2 separate regions of the Homo sapiens genome follow, and region 1 is linked to region 2. A link is a loop called in an ENCODE intact Hi-C map of the cell type or tissue named here. Cell type or tissue: PC-3. All regions are shown on one strand. Each heading gives the region's core, and the rest is flanking DNA. Links, peaks and the distances in the headings are about the cores only.

Region 1 (2,921 bases), core at 217-2,716, 150 kb after region 2:
CGTTTCTTTAGGAGTATTTTCACAAAACACATTTGCACTAATGTGGAGTGTGAAGTTTACAAACTATTCAGAGTTCACACTGATATCAAACATCATAACATTTTTTCAGTTTTCCAAGGCATAGTTGTATGTAACTTATCTCACTTATCTCAAAATATCAAGCAATGTGGTTCTGAAATTGTCTATCCCCATTTATAAAAGGGAACTTAAAGACTTCAGAAACAGCAACAAATAAATGTTCTGTGACATTAAAAGATTAGTTCATGGATATGCAAGTTTGCTTTTTGCTTCAATTGAAATAAAAAATAGCCTGATTAATGTATTATTCACTTACTTTGTTATCAAATACTGTTTTAAGACCTATCATGAATTGATGTCTTGTACTTTTTTTTTTCAGTACTATGACAAACAGCATGAGTTTTGATTAAAAAAACAAGTCATGTTCAAAAGCAATTACAACCTTTTTAGGCAAAAAGAAACACCATTTGAAGAAGGAACACAGACCAGATACATATGATCAAAGTGTAAAGACTGAGAAGAATACACAGAGGGAAATTTTTACATTGACAGAACTAGAAAATGTGTTTGCGCAAAGGCAAAGGCTGATTTCAATAAACAAGTCAAAAATACCATAGGACTTTTTTCCTCTTCTAAAAATTAAGTAAAAGATCAAAAACACATACACACACTCACACACACACATACACGTGCACACACACAGAATCCCTGTGTTCTTTGTTTTGTCTTTAAGAACAATCTGTAAACTTTCTTGATGCTTCCTGCTCTCAATCTTCCAGCATCTCTCTTCCTGCACTCCATGAAAAGCAAGTAGGGGAAATGGGAGCAGCACAGATCCCTATTTAGCATGATGTTCACTGTCTTTAATACCAGTTTGAGTAGACCTGGTATACTGCACTTTAAAAATATTAGTAGCCAACACACTTTTTCTATATGGAATCTTATCACATGAATTAAATATTACCTTAAAGGCCAGAAAAACCTGTAACAAACCATCATTGCTAGAAATATGAGATTTGGTGGGAATGTTGGCATTAGCTTTGGTTAGTGGATGAGTCATATTTCCAGTTCTTAAGGACATGTACAGCACTAAAATATATTTGGCAAAAACAAAAGGGCTGTGATCTTGTGTATATATATGTGGGGCTCTGTTTTTGCTAGAAAAGAGTAGGAGGGAGTGTGGGAGGGGGCAGAGTGGCAGAGGGGTTGATTTATTTTTGAAATTCACTTTTATGAGCACAAAGAGAAGAGCTGTCAGCAGCACACATGCCAATGTCCAAACAGCAGCCAGACTCTCCTCTTTCCGTCTGGGTAGGCCAGACACAAAACTACATCTCACGACCTAGGAAAATCAAGAGTCAGATGCAAGAGAACTAGAGAGAGAAAAAAAAACAGTCCTGGAAATGTCCAGCTACATATGATTGCTAGTGATTAGAACGTGGAGTTTTAATGAATTGAGGGATCGAGGGATATTTAGCCAATCAAAACCAAAAAAAACTAACAGGCAAACCTTAAAGCAAGCTGGCTCCAAAGTATCTTCCTAGCAGGTAATAAGTATAAGAGAAATTAATCTCACCTAAAGAGACAACAAGGAGTCAGATACTGCTCAGGTGCTGCTTAGATGAGTTACAGCATTCTAAGTGCACATCAACAGGGTGACATGTCAGGAACTATAGACAAAGCAGGATCTCGAGCTGTATTTCCAGGCTCCTATCATACAAGAGAGACAATAGTCCCTCTCTAGGTCATTGATAAGACTGCATCTAGAAAGCTACATATTATTCTCAACACAGAGTTGAAAACCTGAACCAACAGTTAAACAAACAGCTAAAGAAACTGACTAAAAATATTTTTTTCTGTAGTTAGAAATGCCAGGAATGTTAATAGTGACTCTTCCATGGGTCTAACTCAAGTAAGGATTTATACGAGGTAAGTTAAAAAAATTAAGGATAATCGATCATTGTGCTGACAAAATTATGGTCTGGCCAATCTAGTATGTTTATGTTTAACAATAACTATGTTAAACAATAATTAAATGAATGACTGGCTGAGTGAAAACACACACACACATGCACACACACACGTGCGCACACACACACTCACACACAAATCCTGAACAGCCTGCACTTACTGGAGAGAGAATTTGGAAGGAGTAAAAAGCTGAGACTAAGGCACTTAATGATGATTACACCCCAGATAGCTGCACAGTGCTTTACAATTTACAGTGCTAGTTCCCATAAATTACTTCATTTAATCATAAAAAACATGTGGAAAGGTCAAGTTGGGTATTATTATCCCCATTTTACAGAGGAGAAAGCTGAGTTTCCAAGTCACCTTACCTGCATCTGGTTTCGTCAGTCATCTAAGTCCTTCTACAGAAAACTTTCTTACATTATATCAAGAGATCACAGCTATACAACCCAGTGAATAAACTTTAATACTTCTTTATTCTTCTATGCCTCGGTTTCCTCAGATATGACATGGGTGTCATTTTAAGTGAGAGGTGAAACTGAAAGAATGTATGAGTTGGGATTTACAGAACGTTCTGGTTTTAAAGAGGCTCACAGTGCAGCAGTTTTACACTTTAACTGCAAAAGCTAAGAAAAAAGTCACAATAATGAAAACACTCTTACATTTTTGGTTTAAACAAAGAAAACTGAATAAGTATATGACACATCAAAGTCCCAACAATGCTCAGCCTTTCAAAATTTGCTTTTGAAGCTTACTACATTAGGAACCACATGATATCGGAAAGTAAACTGATCTTAATGAGTATGATTTGAAAGACATACTTCAGATATTTTTAAATTCTCAACATGAATTTGTCTTGGACTTTTAAAGTGGGTTTATTTAAATTTCTCAAAAGGAATAAAAGTTCACTAGTTAAAGTAAAATATAAGAAA
Region 2 (2,921 bases), core at 221-2,720:
ATGAGCATGCAAGTCAGATTGCAAACACAGATCTGCTATTCCCTTCATCATGTTACTTCCCTCCTACCTCTCACAGTATTAGCTTCTTTGGATTCAGAGGATGACTCCAGCGTTAGAAGATAGATATCTTCATAGAAACAGGCTCCCAACACCAAGCAAACTTCTCGTTTGATGCTCAGCAGCCCCAGCACTGCAGGGAAGCTAGCTGGGTTGGACCTACTATATTATAGTACCTTGGTCTCTATGTGCCACCTTCTTTAAGGATGTAAACTCCATAAGCGAAGAATAATCTACTACTCTGTTGACTTTTCTAACCCCATGCCTGGTATATGGTAGGCCCTTAATAAATATCTGTTGATGTATGGTTAATTTAAATGCAGTTCTACTATATTCTGCATGCTGGTTTTCCAACACTGACAATTGGCGACGCTGAATTATCCAGGACTCCATCCCAAACCCTCCCCATTTAATTCTAACCAGTTTGTCAGCATTTACTTAAAGAGAGATTTCCAATATCACAGGATTCTAGAATCCAAGGAGTATGTAAAACCAGCCATTAGAATACCCACTTGGGCCCAAAGTAGTAGAAGGCTCAAAGCCAACTATCGACAAATTCAGTGACTTAACCTAATGTATCCAATATTATCCAACCTGACATAACTTGCAGCACTTTTAAAAACACCAATACCCTGGCCCTCACTTAAATTTAAGTGGTCTCAGGGCGGGCCTGGCACAGTTTGCTTTCTTAGCTTCCAAAAGAATCTAAACCGTCAAGTATGATCACCTCTGACCTTTGACTAATCTCCGAATCAAGTGTTGGCACAAGGCCAATACTACAATAAAAGATAATATTAAGTATGGTGATAGAGAGCATTTCTCCTTCTAAATTATTTCATATATAAATCAAACCACTAACTTGGGCCTCATTAATACTAGGTCCCTACATCAAACACAGGTTTCTTAGCACATAATAGCAATACTGAAATGGAAACCATTAACTACTATAAAAATTACAAAGTAATGTCCTACTTGAGAGTTTGAGAGAGCCTTCGGGAAAAAATATTCTCACTTTAATGATTTACAATGTTAGTTCAATTTTATAAAGCAATTAAATGAAGCAAATCCAGTACTTAATTTTTGAAATTTGACTCTCTAATGTGCATACATAACCTTCCCATGTTCACAATAAAAAATAATGCAAAATGCACAGATGTCCTCTCATTCCAAAATTGCTGAGTTTGTTTTGTAAGTCACTGGATTTAAATCTACAGGTGTCAGAAAATTAACAGGTCCCAATTTCACTGAAATATAGACATGAAAAGCAAAGGCTCACACACAGGGACAACAGAAAGCAGAGACTAAATTTAATGAATAAATTTAGGGTGACAGAGAGCAGAGAATATAAACTGAAGGAGGAACTAAGATGAAAAGAAAGGGATAGAGCCATGATCAACACTTACTCTATTTAAACAAACAAAACAAAATCCATTCATGTAAGAGGAATTCCAATAAAAGGAGAGATGTATTAACAATAAACTGTTCTGTTAAAAAAGAAAAAAAAAAAACGTCAAAGTGCAGACAAATCTGTGACGAGGCCAATGACCAAGATCCTGCTTTTACTGGTTGCTTCCTCTGACTAGTTGGAGCTTCCTTTGAATAATCCTAATTTTCCCCCAATGAAACTTTATCATTCCTGTCAACTCACTTCCAATTTATTTTTAACACAAAATAAATGCTACTAACTCAAGATTGCTACTAACTGGAATGAGGAGTATCTGAGTCAGAAATTATTTTCCTTTAACTCTTTAGGACCACAAAACCTAGAGTGAGGGGTGAGCCATGACAATTGTCACCTTAACTCCAAGTAGCTACGTGCTCTTCACCAAGCAAGTACTGCTACTTCTCTGCAACTAAGTTTCCATGTCTGTAAAGTAAGGCATTTGGACTAGGTTTCTACAGTACTCTCTAGTTCCAAAGTACAATACAATTATAGACTACAATAATGGTCTTTAAAATTCAGGCACCAGGAAGTCTTTCCATTATTCAGAGGCTATAGAAGAATAAAACTCTTCACTCTATTTAAAAAAACAAAACAAAACAAAAAACAAACAAACAAAAAAAAAAACACACACACAGCAATAACAACAAAAAAATCACCCAAGAGCTAAACTACATAGTTGACTTAATTCACGTTCTTTTAAAGAGCCTTGGCTTTGCATGCAGTTTAAATTCTACCATCACTTCACAAGTCAAGTTTCCTGCCTTTAAAAGATATATTACACATTTTACCAAGGGAAAGAGGTTATTTCCCCATTACTGTCCCACCACTCTTTCCTTGAAATTTTACAGAATCATTTCCCACTTCTATATTCCTGAAGAAAAGGTGGCAGTTTTGAGAAGTGCAGTAATGATTATAGAGAGTGAGCTCTTTTCCAAAGTACAGTTTAACTTTGAAGAGAAAAATGAAAATATTCCATATGTAAATAACGTTTAAAGGCAGGGAACCCCAGGTAAAACCTCAGATATAAGAACAATATAGATAGACATTTTACAAGAACAATATAGATATTTTATAAGACATTCAAAATATATCAGATCCTGGTCTGATAAATAGGAGTTTAAGTTAGGCTTCTACCTGGTAAACAAAATACTGCATGTGAAAACTGACTATTCTTTATTCTTAAATTCTTGACATACAAAAGAATATTTAAAGAAATTTAGCTGTATTCCATGTTCAAAGAATTATATTTAGTAGGTTAAATGTTAATAAATTTATAGAAATTACTGTCTTCCAAACTCACATGTATTGAGAAGCTGAATAGATTATGAAAGTTTAGCAATTTTTTAAAAAGCTTTAGAAATTCATTTAATTTTTAACCTTTCTCTCATATTTTAGTAAATGCTCTTATGGCATATGCCAC

What was found. Hi-C counts contacts between places; a loop is a spot of excess contacts. Peaks named below come from ENCODE experiments on the same cell type or tissue, not always from the same donor. Only the 100,000 strongest peaks of a DNase experiment are listed, where the experiment ranks them.
Region 1: a loop joins it to region 2, with 3 times the contacts of the local background. A loop is called at or near these places in 8 of 110 quality-filtered maps.

The regions. Positions count from the first base shown.
Region 1 is chr6:128,514,995-128,517,915 of GRCh38, forward strand. The region is part of intron 1 of PTPRK (protein tyrosine phosphatase receptor type K); the gene reads right to left. Among named protein-coding and RNA genes, the nearest start is that of PTPRK, 4.1 kb to the right of the region's middle. In PC-3, for the core only: a CTCF peak has its summit at 1,767; a DNase peak (open chromatin) is centred at 1,047; H3K4me3 peaks cover 2,429 bases; H3K27ac peaks cover 2,079 bases.
Region 2 is chr6:128,366,837-128,369,757 of GRCh38, forward strand. The region is part of intron 2 of PTPRK (protein tyrosine phosphatase receptor type K); the gene reads right to left. Among named protein-coding and RNA genes, the nearest start is that of PTPRK, 150 kb to the right of the region's middle. In PC-3, for the core only: no CTCF peak of the experiment used is centred there; a DNase peak (open chromatin) is centred at 1,655; H3K4me3 peaks cover 893 bases; H3K27ac peaks cover 2,478 bases.